Linked DNA regions of Homo sapiens: region 2 is linked to region 1. A link is a loop called in an ENCODE intact Hi-C map of the cell type or tissue named here. Cell type or tissue: OCI-LY7. All regions are shown on one strand. Each heading gives the region's core, and the rest is flanking DNA. Links, peaks and the distances in the headings are about the cores only.

What was found. Hi-C counts contacts between places; a loop is a spot of excess contacts. Peaks named below come from ENCODE experiments on the same cell type or tissue, not always from the same donor. Only the 100,000 strongest peaks of a DNase experiment are listed, where the experiment ranks them.
Region 2: a loop joins it to region 1, with 2.7 times the contacts of the local background. A loop is called at or near these places in 1 of 110 quality-filtered maps.

Annotation. Positions count from the first base shown.
Region 1 is chr19:28,462,753-28,469,824 of GRCh38, forward strand. It overlaps the pseudogene LOC100420587. Among named protein-coding and RNA genes, the nearest start is that of ERVE-5, 140 kb to the right of the region's middle. In OCI-LY7, for the core only: CTCF peaks have their summits at 3,550 (motif pointing right) and 3,759; a DNase peak (open chromatin) is centred at 3,569; H3K27ac peaks cover 441 bases.
Region 2 is chr19:28,239,400-28,246,471 of GRCh38, forward strand. No RefSeq gene overlaps it. Among named protein-coding and RNA genes, the nearest start is that of ERVE-5, 360 kb to the right of the region's middle. In OCI-LY7, for the core only: CTCF peaks have their summits at 3,115 (motif pointing right) and 3,319; a DNase peak (open chromatin) is centred at 3,112.

The DNA.
Region 1 (7,072 bases), core at 1,111-5,110:
AGTCTCTCTCTGTTGCCCAGGCTGGAGTGCAGTGGCGTGATCTCGGCTCACTACAAGCTCCGCCTCCCGGATTCATGCCATTCTCCTGCCTCAGCCTCCTGAGTAGCTGGGACTACAGGCATCTGCCTCCACGCCTGGCTAATTTTTTTGTATTTTTAGTAGAGACGGGGTTTCACCATGTGAGCCAGGATGGTCTCAATCTCCTGACCTTGTGATCTGCCCGCCTCGGCCTTCCAAAGTGCTGGGATTACTGTGCCTGGCCAAAAGTTATTCTTTTGTGTTCACCAACCTCGAGCTGAAATTGAGCATGTCCCTAATAGTATTATTAGTACCTGGGACCTTGTCATCAATATAAGCCATAGAGGCCTCCATTTCACAGCACGGTTTTTGCAGATATCATGCTGTGTCATTTATACTGATCACAACGTTGGAATTATGATGCTTATCAGACCTGCTGCTATAATGTATTACTAGAAAAGCAAATCTGTTATTATATTACATTTTAATGTTAATAAGTATATTTCAATATAATTGATTTTGTTAATTCTGTGTATTTTACTACATGCATTTAAAAAATTGTTCAGAAACGGGGTCCACTGGCTTTGCCCAAAGGCATCTATGGTACAACAGAACTAAGGACCCCCAGCTAAAGCTCCCTGGAGGAGCTTGCAGTCTGGAGGAGAAGGCAATCTGGGGCCAGAATGAGCTGAACTATGAATGGGGCAGTGCCAGGGGCTCTGGAAGACCAAGGAGGCAATCCTTGCGCCACCTGGGATGGGTGTCAGTCATGTCCACAACGATGGTTAGAGGCATCTTCTCAGAGTGCATCCCACCCTGCCACCAGCCAAAGGCAGGCACAGCACAGGGAAGGCCACCAAGTCAGGCCCTGCCCAGCTGCTGTGACCTGGTCTGCTTCACCCCAGGAGGGGTGAGAGCAGCCTTCCCCAACCCTCTGCATCCCATCACCATGGAGACCAGGGCGCAGTCTAGCCAGAGGGAAGACAGTACTCTGTCCTTGTTATTTACTTACTCATATTCTCCCTCCTTCTCTTGTTCATTTACTCTCTCTCTCCTCTCTCATTCCCACTTTCTCTCCTCTTTGATTTTTTTCTCTGCCTCTTTTCCCCCTCTCTCTTCCCCTCGCCAACTTCCTCTCATCTCTATTCACTTCTGTGTTTTTCCTCTGCATTTATTCCACAATCCTTCACTTCTAACCTGCCACAGAGCCCCGAAGCATGAGGAACTGGGTGGGAACCCACAAATCTGATAGTCAAGGCTTCTCTCTGCCCTATTTTTAAGGTGGGAAAACAGGCCCGGAGAGTGGAGAACCACACCCTGTCTCTAGATGTGCCTAGCACATCCTAGTCCTAGCCCTGTGCTTTGGCCCCTGTGCCTGGAGAGGGTCTCAGCATGGCACGGGCCTCAAAGGCAGAGCTGGAAGGGCCTTGGCTTGCCTCCTCCTGGCAGCCCTCAGCAGTGTCTATGGGGTGGGGGGGTAAGCACCCTCTTCCTCATGCAGAATCCCTGCCTTGCCCACAGTAGAGCTGGTTCCCAAGCAGAAGAGCAGCAAACTGAATCCAAAGGCAGGGACCTTTGGAAGGCATTCTCTCCTCAGTGGAAATGAGCCTCTCTCTCTGCTCCACCTGCCTCCCCAGCACCTGCCCTGGGAAATAGAACCCCATCATCAGGGGAATGACAAAGAAGGAATGACGGGGTCCCTTGCCAACCTGCTGAGCTTGGCAAGGACCTCACAGCCTCTTCTTCCAGAAAAGACAATGACAGCAGGGAGGGGGAATGAGGTGACACTAATTCCTGTGGAGCCTGCCTGGGATGGGGAGGGCCAGGGCTGGGGGGTGACTTCCCAGGGTGAAGCTGGTGCCCCCAGCCCGACCCTCCCTCCCTCCTCTGTGCTTCTGAAGCGTTTTGCGCACTGGCTCGTCAGCACTGCAGCACTATCTGGTAGCTGCCAATTTACTTTATTATGACTTGTTGGAGCACGAGGCCTGGGAAAGCCCAGGCACTTGGTAAATTTCAGTTGAGGAAAGTGAAACTCAGTGAGCTTTAACACAAATATAAATGACTGTTGAAACATTTCTAAAGTTACAGAGTGAAGGGAGAAAGTGGCATAATTCATATCACACACCAAAGCATATGTCTAAACTGCTTTCTTTCCCTCCCAAGTCAGGAGAGGAGCAACGAAACGGGCAAATGGAATGTCAAAGTGTCTCCCCATTCGTGGCTGCCGGAAGGTGGCTGAGCATGATGGGCCAATCTTCATGAGATCACATAAGTGAGTCTCTGGCCAGGCCAGAGGGAAGTAACAGCCAAGAGCCCTGATGAATTAAAAAAATATATATATATATATATAAATATATAAATATAAATATATATAAATATAAATATATATATATATATATATATGAAGATTTGAATGGGGGCCCAAAGAGAAGGGGCCCTAACATGGGAGAGTGGAGGAACAGTGGGAGGGTTGAGGGGCCACCAAGCAGGAGCACTGGGGCTGCACAAAGACCTCTTCCAGCACTCCTCATGATGGGATCCCCCTGTCTCTCCAAAGCCCTCAGAGAAAGCGTATTTTGGGGTGAGCCACTGTCCATGGGAAGCAGGCGAAAGCCCACAGAGCACGTGTCTGAGCTGTGGCTGGAGTCAGAGGTGGGGCTGAGAGGATGCAGGGCAGGCACAGGAGGTGCTGGACAAGAATGTGTAAGTTATGAGTCAAAATGACTGGAACACTCTCCTGGCTCACTGCACCACCTCCTCCACTGCTCATGGGTTGAATGAGATGGGATCCCCCAGGAGAGGCCAGAGCCCCTGGGGCCCAGGTGCAGCTGAGGGGAAGGGGGCATCCAGCAGGCTTCCCTGACCAGCTGTCCATCTAGGCCCCTGGCCCTGCTGGCAGAGCTGGCTGCAGCCTGATGCCAGACTGGGTGAGGACATTATGCTAAGTGAGGTAAGTCAGGCACAGGAAATACTGCATGATCTCATTGAGATGTGGAGTCGACTGAGGTGTGGAGTCTGAAAAAGAAGAAGAAGAAGAGGAGGAGGAGGAAGAAGAGGAGGAAGAAAAAAAGAAGAGGAAGAAGTAGTAGAAGAAGAAGAACAAGAAGGAGAAGGAGAGAAGAAGGAAGAAGGAAGAAACAAGAATGAAGGAAGAAGGAAGAAACAGAATAGAAGAAAAGTGGCTCCCAGGGGTAGGGAAGGCAAGGAAATGGTGGGGAGATGTAGGTTAAAGAGTGCAAACTTGCAGTTATGTAGGATGAATAAGTCTGGGGATCTAATGTACAGCAAGAGGACTACACTTACTAATATTGTAGAGTATATTGAAAATTTACTGAAAGAGTTGATTTTAGGTGCTGTTAGTGTGTACACACTCAAGGAAACTATAGAAGGAGATGGATATGTTAAATTGGTCATCTGTAAATAATCACTTCACTATAAATATGTATATCAAAACATCTTGTTGTGCATCTTAAATTTACACAATTGAAAAAAAAAAAAGGCTGCCAGACCAAGACTCAGGGCCACTGCATTCCACCAGGGGGTGCTGTTTGACATCTGCCAACACCTTTCACAGCCTCCTCCGCCAAATATTTCAGAAACCAATTTCCAATAAAGCAAACACCCTACTCACCTGGCTGCAGAGTTGGAAAATATCTTGTTTCGTTGCAAATGAGTTTTACCATCTCCTCAGAGCTCTGAACTTAGCCATCATGCACAGTCTCTTAGTTGGGTCAGTGTCCCGGGATGGAATTTCCTGACCTTGTCACCGGTTCTTGGATCCACACCTTAGAGCAATTCATTACTGTTGGAACTGCCTGCATCTGGTTCTGGCCTCTCCTCTCAATTAAGGGAGAAACAAGACAGGAGGGAGGGCTGCAGGAAGCTGCTGTGCTGTGAGAAGCAGGTGCCCTTGGATGGCTTCTGCAAACTCCCCAGGTCCCAGTTTTCTCATTGGTGAAGAAACCAGAATGGGCAGACCAATAGCCTTACAGGCTTGCTCAGTGGCTATCCTGACAAAACAAAAGACCAAAACACAGGTTAGGAGGTGTTACCTAAAATGTACAGGAGGCCATTGATTTGGGCGGAGTTCCTGGCTGTGCATCTGGCCTGCGGTCACCCAGTACTCCGGGCTCTGACACACAGGCGGCAGCTCCTCCCTATGAAAGTGCCACCCAGGTTGGACATGTTTTTAAAAGCTGATCGTTAATGAGCTGGAAAGGAAAGGAATAGAAGCCATTATGATCACTCTAAGAAAGCATCTCTGATTCATGGATCATTTACTATTGATTATTGAAACCAATGCCATCGTGCACGCCCTGTGGCTGGTTTTAAAACCTCTATATCGTGGAGTTTGGGATTTATTTGGAAGCACTATAATAAGCAGCACATGACAATTACTTCCCTCAGTATTCCCTGTAATCAAGATAAATTATCCTGCTATTGATGTAAATGGGATATGAAAATCTATAGAGTCCTCCTGAGGAGAATAAACCCTACATTATGCTCACCTCATTTAACAGCAAAACCATTTTGGGGTCAATCAAAAATACATTCCCCCAAACTTTTATTGCCATCCATCCTTAGTCACCTCCAGAAACAATTAGCAAACAATACCAGTGAGGAAGCACTCAGCCTAGGGGCGCCTGTACTGCTGTTATTATATTCGCCTTATAGAGCCTCCATGTCCACAGACCTAGGGCATCCTTTGACACTCACAGGTGTCTTATCATAAATGTATTTACATAGGACACATATGTATTTAAAATTTGTTTTCCCCATTGCTAAACAACCTCTTATGAAAATTCAAAGTACGATTAATTATATATGAATTTTTTTATAAACAACAAATGGCCAGGCACAGTGGCTCACACCTCTAATCCCAGCACTTTGAGAGGCTGAGGCAGGTGGATCACCTGAGGTCAGGAGTTTGAGACCAGCCTGGCCAACATGGTGAAACCTCGTCTCTACTAAAAATACAAAGATTAACCAGGCATGATGGCTCATGCCTGTAGTCCCAGCTACTTGGGAGGCTGAGGCAGGAAGAATCGCTTGAACCTGGGAGGTGGAGGATGCAGTGAGATGAGGTTGTGCTATTGCACTCCAGCCTGGGTGACAGAGAGAGACTCCATCTCAAAAAAATAAAAATAAAAATATATAAACTCAATTTGCATTACTTCTCCTTCTCTGATTTTTGTCTCTTCTTTTCCATCAAGTGCTTGCCTTTTGAGCCAGCTTTCTGTGGCTGCTTTTCTTCTGCCAGAAAAGGTGCTGCCCTGAGCAGCTCTGTACTCTCTCTTTCTTTGATTTTCTCTGTTTTTCCTGTCCCTGAAACCCCATACTTTATTCATTCAGTGGGGATGCCACAGCCTTCTTTCCTAGGAATTCCTTTCAGTGCAGAACGCTTCTGGCAGTCTCAACTTCTTTTACGCACCTAACCTCTCTTTCTGAATTTGTTATTTAATATATTGTCCTTTTATTCAGCATCTTTACTATAAAACCTTCTTCTTTATAGCAAGACAAGCATAAAATCCTCTCTAAGCCATGTCTTTTCAAGCTATTTTATCTCAGTCTTAATTCTCCTAATCTCACCTGTTTAAATGAGGAGAGAGAAAAAGGAAGAGGAGGAGGAGGAAGATGAAGAGAAGGAGGGGAGAAGGAGGGGAGAAGGAGGAGAAAGACTCACAGTGACAATGATTTGACTATCACTGGATGTTAGGATTATGAGTGATTTATTTTACGGTCTTTATTTTTTCAGCATTTTGCAGACTGTCTGCAATGAACATGTACACTTTATTCCAGTTGCCCTAAAAAGCTGAGCCTACGACAAAAGCTTACAGGCTAAAGCTTTGTTGGAGGTGCAATCCCAAAGAAAGAAGCAGGAATGAGGAAGAAAGAGGGGCAGAGAAAAAGCAAAAACAAATACTGAGCAGTGCAATTCCAAGCCGGTCACAGTCTCACAACAAAACATAGCTGACTGCTCAGTCACTTAGGACCTCACCAGAGAGGCCACAAGGAGCTGTGAGCCACAGTCAGCCAAGGAGGGTCAGGAGGCACTGGCTGTCTCAGCCTCTCCTGGGCAAAGTCTGCACTGACTCCCCACACTGGCAGACCACGTGGCTCCACAGGAAAAGCCGGGCTGCAGGGGACCTGACCCAGCCATGCCCAGGTGCACCGTTCCTCCTGTCACTTAGCACCACACGTGGGGGCTCTTGGTCTGCAGAGCTGGTGGCAGCAGCGGAGGCAGTCAGGGCTCCTGGAACACAGACAGCTGAGCTATTGCTAGAGCTGCTCTGGCTGGAGGCAAGGCAAGTCTGCTGATCAAATGCTTTTATAGCTAAGAAAATAAGAATAGCTTGTTTTAAAATATTAGATTCCATTATAAAGTCTTGATCCTTTTAGCCTCAGCTTGCTGTAGGCTCATTCAAACCTTTTTATATCCCAGATCTACACTGGACACAGTCCTTTAAGACAGAGTCATAAACCACAAAGCCCACGGGGCCAGGCCAGGAACACGCACAGGAAAGTGAGCTGAGTGGAGGCTGCGGAAGTGCCGGCTGGGTGGAGGCGGAGCGCACACACCTCTAAGTCACGACTGCCTGGCTTCGGCCCACGGCTGTTACACCTTTTGACTTTGTTCCAAAATATTTTAAAATTGAAATTCACGACTTCTCTAAACGTGAGAAATCTCATTTTTCACTGTTGACAAGTGGACTTTTTTTCCCCAATATTTTGAGCTAAACAAAACATGTCAGCTCTCCACAGACAGTTTTTATTTGTCCACAAGCTTGTGACGTCTGCTAATAAAAAGACTATGGAAAACACTTCATTTTCCCAACCTCTGCATTGCCTCACATGATAGCTCATGTTTTCATGAAGGTTCCATGTGTAAGACACTGAGTGTTACACATGGAGTTCCTCATGTCGTTTTGGAGCAGCACTGTTACATAGGTAATATTATTAGTCCCATTTTATAGATGAGAAAACTGAGCCTCTGGAAGCTTAAGCATCTTGCTCAAGATCATTCGGATGGTGCATCGCTGGTGTGGACTTTGCA
Region 2 (7,072 bases), core at 1,053-5,052, 220 kb before region 1:
GGCATTGGGCCCACCTGTTTGCCGCTGGAAGTCCCAGGCTTCGAACCGCAGTCCCCTCCTTGCAAGAGGCCCAGGACCTCAGCCACCACCAGAGGGCAGGAAACCACATCTCACTCTCCCTGAAGCCCCCACAGCACAGGGCTTGGCATGCGCAGGTCATTCTGGAAAGACTTCCAGATTCATTCCCTCATTCTTCAACTCCTATTTTCTGAGCACCTACTCTGTGTCCTAAAAAGTTCAGCAGTGAGCAGAACCCTGCTCTGAGCAGGCTGACCACCTGCTGGAGAAGTCAGACAGGTGAAGAGGAAATTAAGACACAGACAGTATGGGGAGGAGGTTCCTTATGGTGTGGGAACAGTTCTGTATCTTGATTGTGGTGATGTCTATACAAATCTCCATACAGGTGACAAAATTTCCTAGAACTGTGCACAAAAACATGCACACACACAAAAAAATGAGTCCATGTAAAAACTGGTGAAATCTGAGTAGACCAGGTCAATTGTTTGAGTCCAGGAGTTTGAGGCAGCAATGAGTTGTGATTGTGCAACTACACTCCGGTCTGGGCCACAGAGCAAGACCCTGTCTCTAAAATTAAAAACAAATTCCAAAGTGTAAACAAAAACTGAACAAATCAGCAACTTATTTGTCCATCGTAGTCTAGTAGTTAAGCACATTGTGCCAATGCCAAGTTCCTGATTTTCATAATGCACTACAGTTATATAAAATATTGCCATAGGTGGAGGCTGGGAGATGGGTATAACTCTGCACTTGTTTTGCAACTGCTCTGATCTATAACTATTTCCTAATAAATGGTTTAAAGAAACACTGATGTGCAAAGCACTGATGGAAAACGCAGGAGGCTGCAGAAGTCCAAAGAAACGCTGGATTCTTGGGGGCAGCAGGGAAGGTTTCCTGGAAAAACTCATATCTTCCCAAAGGCAACCCAGTTAAGTGCCCAGAAGGGTCAGCAGGAGGGGAAAAGTGAAGCTGGGAGTGACAGGCAGCAGAAATGGAGGTAACTGTAGCACAGACCCAGTCCCAAGACATTCAGATTCAAATTGTATTTAAATGCTGGAGAGTTTTGGCTAAGCTGAAATTTAAAAGAGATTTAGGACCCCTAAAGGGGAAGATTGGCTGAGAGGAAAAATAATCCTTCAGGTCTGAGGAGTGTTGGAAGGACACGCTGGAGGCCCCTCCTTTGTAGTCACGTGGCTAGCAGGCACCTGCAAGCTGAAACGTGTGGGCTGGAGGGACTGCGGCAGTGACATGTCTCCGCAGACCTGGCTGCCATTCCTGGTTCACTGGCTACACCCAGCTCCATGGCACCCATGTCTCTGCACATTTTCCCCATAGAACACATGTACCTTATTCTCCCAGGATTCTGCCAGGTAGCTCTGGGCTTCATCAAGACAACTGCCACCTGCTGCCACACACTCCCGCACATCACAATGGTGAAATATGGGGCCCACAGGCAAGGTGGAGGGATGAGTAGTTTGGCTGGAGAGGCTTTATTCCATCAAGCCCCTACTGTTATCCATCCATCTAAATCATACAACTCAGGTTATCAACACTCCATGAAACAACCACTCCAAACTTCCTGCTCCAGGAGTTTTTATTATGAAGACCATCCAAGCCTAAGCAACAAGCAAAACCCTGTTTCTACAAAAAAAAGAAAATAAATTGAAAAATTTTTCTGGCATGATGGCACGTGCCTACAGTCATGACTACTTGGGAGACTGAGATAGGAGAATTGCTTGAGCTCAGTAGTTCAAGGCTGCAATGACTTGTGATTGTGCAACTGCACTTCAGTCTGGGCAACAGAGAAGAACACTGTCTCTAAAAATAATAAATAAATAAAAGTCCAAGTGTAAACAAAAACTGAACAAATCAGCAACTTATTTGTACATTGTAAAAACATCACAGCTGAGCACTTATAAGTTCCACTGGGAAAGAGACACAGGGTCTGCAGCCCCAGATACAATAAGAAAAGTGACTGCTGTCTGACACTGAGCTTTATACAGATTCCCGTGGAGTGCACACAGCAACCCTGTGGAGGCTGATGCTGTATCATCATCATGCACATTTTATAGATCAGTGCATGCACAAAAAGGTTAGATAACTTGCCCAAGGGTGTGCAGTCAGTATGTGCTGGGACCATGACCCAAATGCAGGGTGTTCCGTTTTCTCTTCCACTCAAGCACCAGCTCCTCCACTGTTTCCATGAGCATCTCCACTCACCTTGCACAAGATTGACGCCTTTCCAGCTCCCCAGACTGGAGCTAAGGAAGCTTGGAGTAGCTAAGGACCATTCCCTGCAACACCTCCAGACACACCTCCTGACCTTTATGATACACCTGGAAGACAGGTGCATCCCCTGAAATCCCTTGGACCAAGGACAAGATCCTTCAGTAGCCCTTGGTCTTTCTTGAGATACAGGGAAGCTTTGTAAGATTCCCATTAATGAAATATTTAGGTGATACTTCTCTCACTTCAGAAAACAAATGAGAAAAGGAGTTTTGCTTACAGTACATTAAGTTACTTTAAATTACTGGAAGCCATTTGTAGATAACTTCCTGGAAAATTTGAATATGGATAAGGATATGTTACTCATCAGCCTGACACTTTCATAAAATACCCTCCAAATAGAACAGCAGCAAGGAAAGGAGCATATGTTTTCATCTCCAATATGGGCATTCTATGAAATGTAAGCACTGTATCATTACTGATCCCTGAAAAACTGGGTCATAATGAGTCTTGAACTTAGAAAGTCAAAAATTAGGTTCTAAAAAAAAGTATGCTCCTCTCACCCTATCTCTATCACTGAAAATTAAAAAGATAAATTTCAAAAGCCAAAACACATGACCCAAACTCTTGAGCATTCTGTGAGTCTAATTAGATGTGCTGTTGTCTTGATTTTTGTGGAAATAAAAGCAGCCATCACAGAAAGAATTGAACGGTTATATTATTTGTGAAAGTAGATTTATATAAAGTTAGTGATTAAGGCTTTGTGACATAAAGTCATCTGGTCAATGCATTCAAAGGCCCAGTCAATCACCCACAAGTTGAACAGATGAGACAACAATGGCAAAGACTTTCTTCAAAAGTCACCGCTAGAGGGGGCTCTAGAGACATCCACCCTGGCTACCCATCAGCATCATCTGGGGTGCATGTTAAAAACAAGATGCCTGAGAGCCATCCTCCAAAATTCTGGTTCAGTCACCTTAGGGCGTAACCAAGGAACTGGCATTTTCGTGAAGCACCCAACTCATGCATGTGCAGACATCCCTGAGCCTGCGAACTACTCCCCTATATAGCTAGTCAGTCTACAAAGAGGAAGCTACACTGGAACACCCGCCATAGAGCTGTTTGCCCAAGGCCTATCTTATCCGGGGACAGACTCCTTGATGGCTAACCCTGTCCTAACACACCCTGTCCACTCCATCTATTTTAAATTATTACTGTTTTTGAGTCTATCATTATTAAAGGATTTAAGTTTTTATATTATTTTAGTACTTTGCATTTGAATGATCTTTTCTACAGCCTCTCATCTTTAAAAAGAGATAAAAATACTGCCTATGTTGTAATCTGTAAATAAGAATGAGTGAGGTAGCCCAGGTGGAGTTTTGCACAGGCTTGGGACATAATGTGTGTTTAATAAATGTTGGCTATTACGGTGTCATTCTTGCCTGTGACCCATCATGTATAAGGAGGAATGAATTGTCATCATTGCAGTGGAATACATTTTGGCTGCCTAGGTTAGATAAATTGTTTAACTGTGTGCAATGTCCAGAGATTATAATTTCTGCTATATGGAGGGCTGCTGGGAACCAGAGGGTATGATTGATTCGAACTTTATTTCAGAGACTTTGGTTCCAAGTTCCAATCCTCAACCCTCCTGGCCACCCACAAAGAGTCAAGAAAATATCCAAGCATATTTCCAACATTTATTGGAAACATTTATTTTAAATATATTTATAATAGCCAAAAATTGGAAACAATCCAAATGTTCATCAGCAAGAGAATAAATTTCGTATATTTATACAATGGAATATGACACAGAAATTAAAAATAATAAACTGCTAAGAAACACAATAACATGGATAAATCACACAGACATTGTTCTCACAGCTGAACACAGTAAGCCAGGTTCAAAAGACTACATAATGTATGAGGGTATAATTCAGGACAGTGGCTACTTCTGGGAGATGTTAACTGGGAAGAGGCAAAAGGAACTCTTCTGGGGAGCTGGAAATGCTTTATGTCTTGTCTGGTTGATGATTTTAGACGTAAAAATTAATTGAGCTGTACATTTAAAATTAGTGCACTTTACAAAGTTTGCTGCATGCATTATACCTTAATTAAAAATTTTTTAAAGCATAAGATGCATCTTAATGCTAGTTTCAAGTGAGATTTCTCACCCTTTTAAACTCATCTGTGTGTGAACACAGCTTCTCTTTTACTTGCGGGTGGCCCCAAGTGGATGGTGGGAACAATGCAGAATAAGAAAACTTTTTCTCGTCTTGTCCCTCAATTTCTTATTCTCTCTTCTCTCAGTATTTCTAGCTTCTTTTAAAGCACCAAATGATTATTCTGTGATCGTTAATCAGATCGCCCCACTGCCTGATTTATCTGACAAAACAGTTATTTCTAAACACCTAAACTCAATCTATCCCTTTCCGATGCTAGCCCATTACTCCTCCTCTCCGCACCACTGTCCTGCATACAAGATAAATCGCTCTCAGCTCAGGGCTGAATGCAGTTTCCATCTAGAAGCCAATTAGGGAATTGCATTTGTTTAGTCTCCCAACAACCCAGATCAATGGCAGACCCTTTGATGACTTGTGAAATAACCCAAGTAATGGGCTTGACAATGTTGCCTCAGGAAAGATTTTCAGCTGAAGTTGAGAGAAGCAGTAAAAGTCTCCTTTTATTCACCACCAAGCTCTATCCCTCTTGACTTTATTCAAACCTTGCTTCATCTTAGGCTTTTCTGGAAGAGATATTCTGGGTTTCACTCTTAAAATCTGCCAGCTAAAACAGAGGGAAGGCCCACCTGATTAGCTGCCTCTATAATGGATTTCATTAATTCGCTCACTTAATCGTTCACTAAAAAATCACCTATAGAGCACCCGTTATGCTCAGCAGACAGCAGAAAACAAAACCGAGTCTCTGACCTCATGGAACATATATTCTAGCTGGAGAGACATAAAATAAATGAGGTAATTTTACAGAATAACAAATTACATGAGTAAATAAAATGAGAAAGTATGAACAAGAATGCCCAGGAAAGTAGAGACACTTTATATAGGACTGCCAGAGAAGCCCTCTTTGAGGATGCAACACTTGCGCAGAGACCTGAATAATGAGACACAGTCAGTTATGCACATGCTGGGAAAATCATCCCAAGCAAAAGAATAATCACTTTCAGGGGTCCAAACTCTCTGTGTGAGTTCTAGAAACAGAGGGAAGGGGAAACCATAAAGCAAACCCTAACTTTGTCCTACCGCCTGGTCTCTCTACAAGGACTGCCTCCTCCTTTGCTATTCAGCAGGGGCCCTTCCTAGTGCCATGGCACTGGCTCTTTCTGAAAAAATGCCAACGAAAATATCGGCAACCACCATGATTCATTTTCCAAAGTACTGTTGGGGTAACCCAACTCCCTTGTTCCAACTGAGGCTGAACTGAGATTCCTGAAGCTCTGGGAGACCAACAGCAAGACTCCAATTAGGCCTGACCATGTTCAACATAAAAAGAGCTGTCCCTGGGAAGAAGGTGCTGATGGAGACAAGCTCCAAGGCTGCAGCAAAGACAGCAGTGCAGATCGATAAACACAGCACAAATTAGGATTTCATTTTCAATTCTTTTGTCAAGACTAATTGCATGCTCACTTCGAGTAAGATGCCCTTTCTGTTCAGAAGCATTACTGTCCAGGAGAAGGTAACACGCTGGGGCTTCGAATTGGCATTTCACATAATGAGGATTTCGCAGTTCAAACAATCACTAGATATTTTATTCTGGAAATCGAAGCTGTTAGTCAACTAAAAGTCCTCATCCTGAGCTGTGAACATGGGCAGACATTAAGCAAGCATTCGGTGACATCACTCATTCCATTTCTGTCTTTTCTTCCCAGTTCTCAGGCACCACAGATGATAACAGCCACTGGATCCCTCAAGCACATGGAAATTCCCAGAACTTCACAGATGCTCACAGATGCATCCCATGATCTTGACCTTTGAGTAATGGGATAAGCAGGTACAAAGGAGACAGAAGGGCCAGGCTGGGTGCTTAGAGAATTCCAGGAAGAGAAAGAGGCACTAGAAGTCATGGCAGGCAGCATAGAGCAGTGGGTAAGTGTACAGACCTGAGGACCAGATTCGATTTCCACCGCTCAAGAGCCACTTGGCCTTACTTAAGTCACATTGTATCTCTAAGTCAGCTTCCTGATCTGTGAATAAGCCAGACACAGAAAGAAACATACTGCTTGATCTCACTTATATTATGGAATTTCAAGAAGTCAAACTCACAGAAACAAAGAGCAGACAGTGGTTACCAGGGACTGAAGGGTGGGGAAAATAGGGAGAAGTTGGTCAAATGGCATAAACCATCAGTTATGAGAATAATGGTGACTATAGTTAATAATATTGCATGGTCTACTTGAGATTTAAGAGAGATCTTAAGTGTCTCTCCACAAAAAAAGTAACTAAATGGTTTACTTCACTTAGCAGTCTTTTTGGGGTTCATCCGTGTTATCACACGTGGCAGGATTTCCTTCTTGTGTGGCTGAATAATATTCCATCATATATAAATACCACATTCCCTATATCCATTCACCCATTGCTAGACACTTAGGTTGTTGATTCCATAACGTGGCCATAGTGAATGATGCTGCAATAGCCATGGGAGTGCAGATATATCTTTGATTTTTTTCTTTTGGGTGTATACCCAGAAGTGGGATTGCAGATCATATGGTAGTTCTATTTTTTAGGACCTTCCATACTGTTTTCCATAATAGCTGTACAAATGTACATTCCCATGATCAGTGCGCAAGCGTCCCCTTTTCTCCATGTGCTTG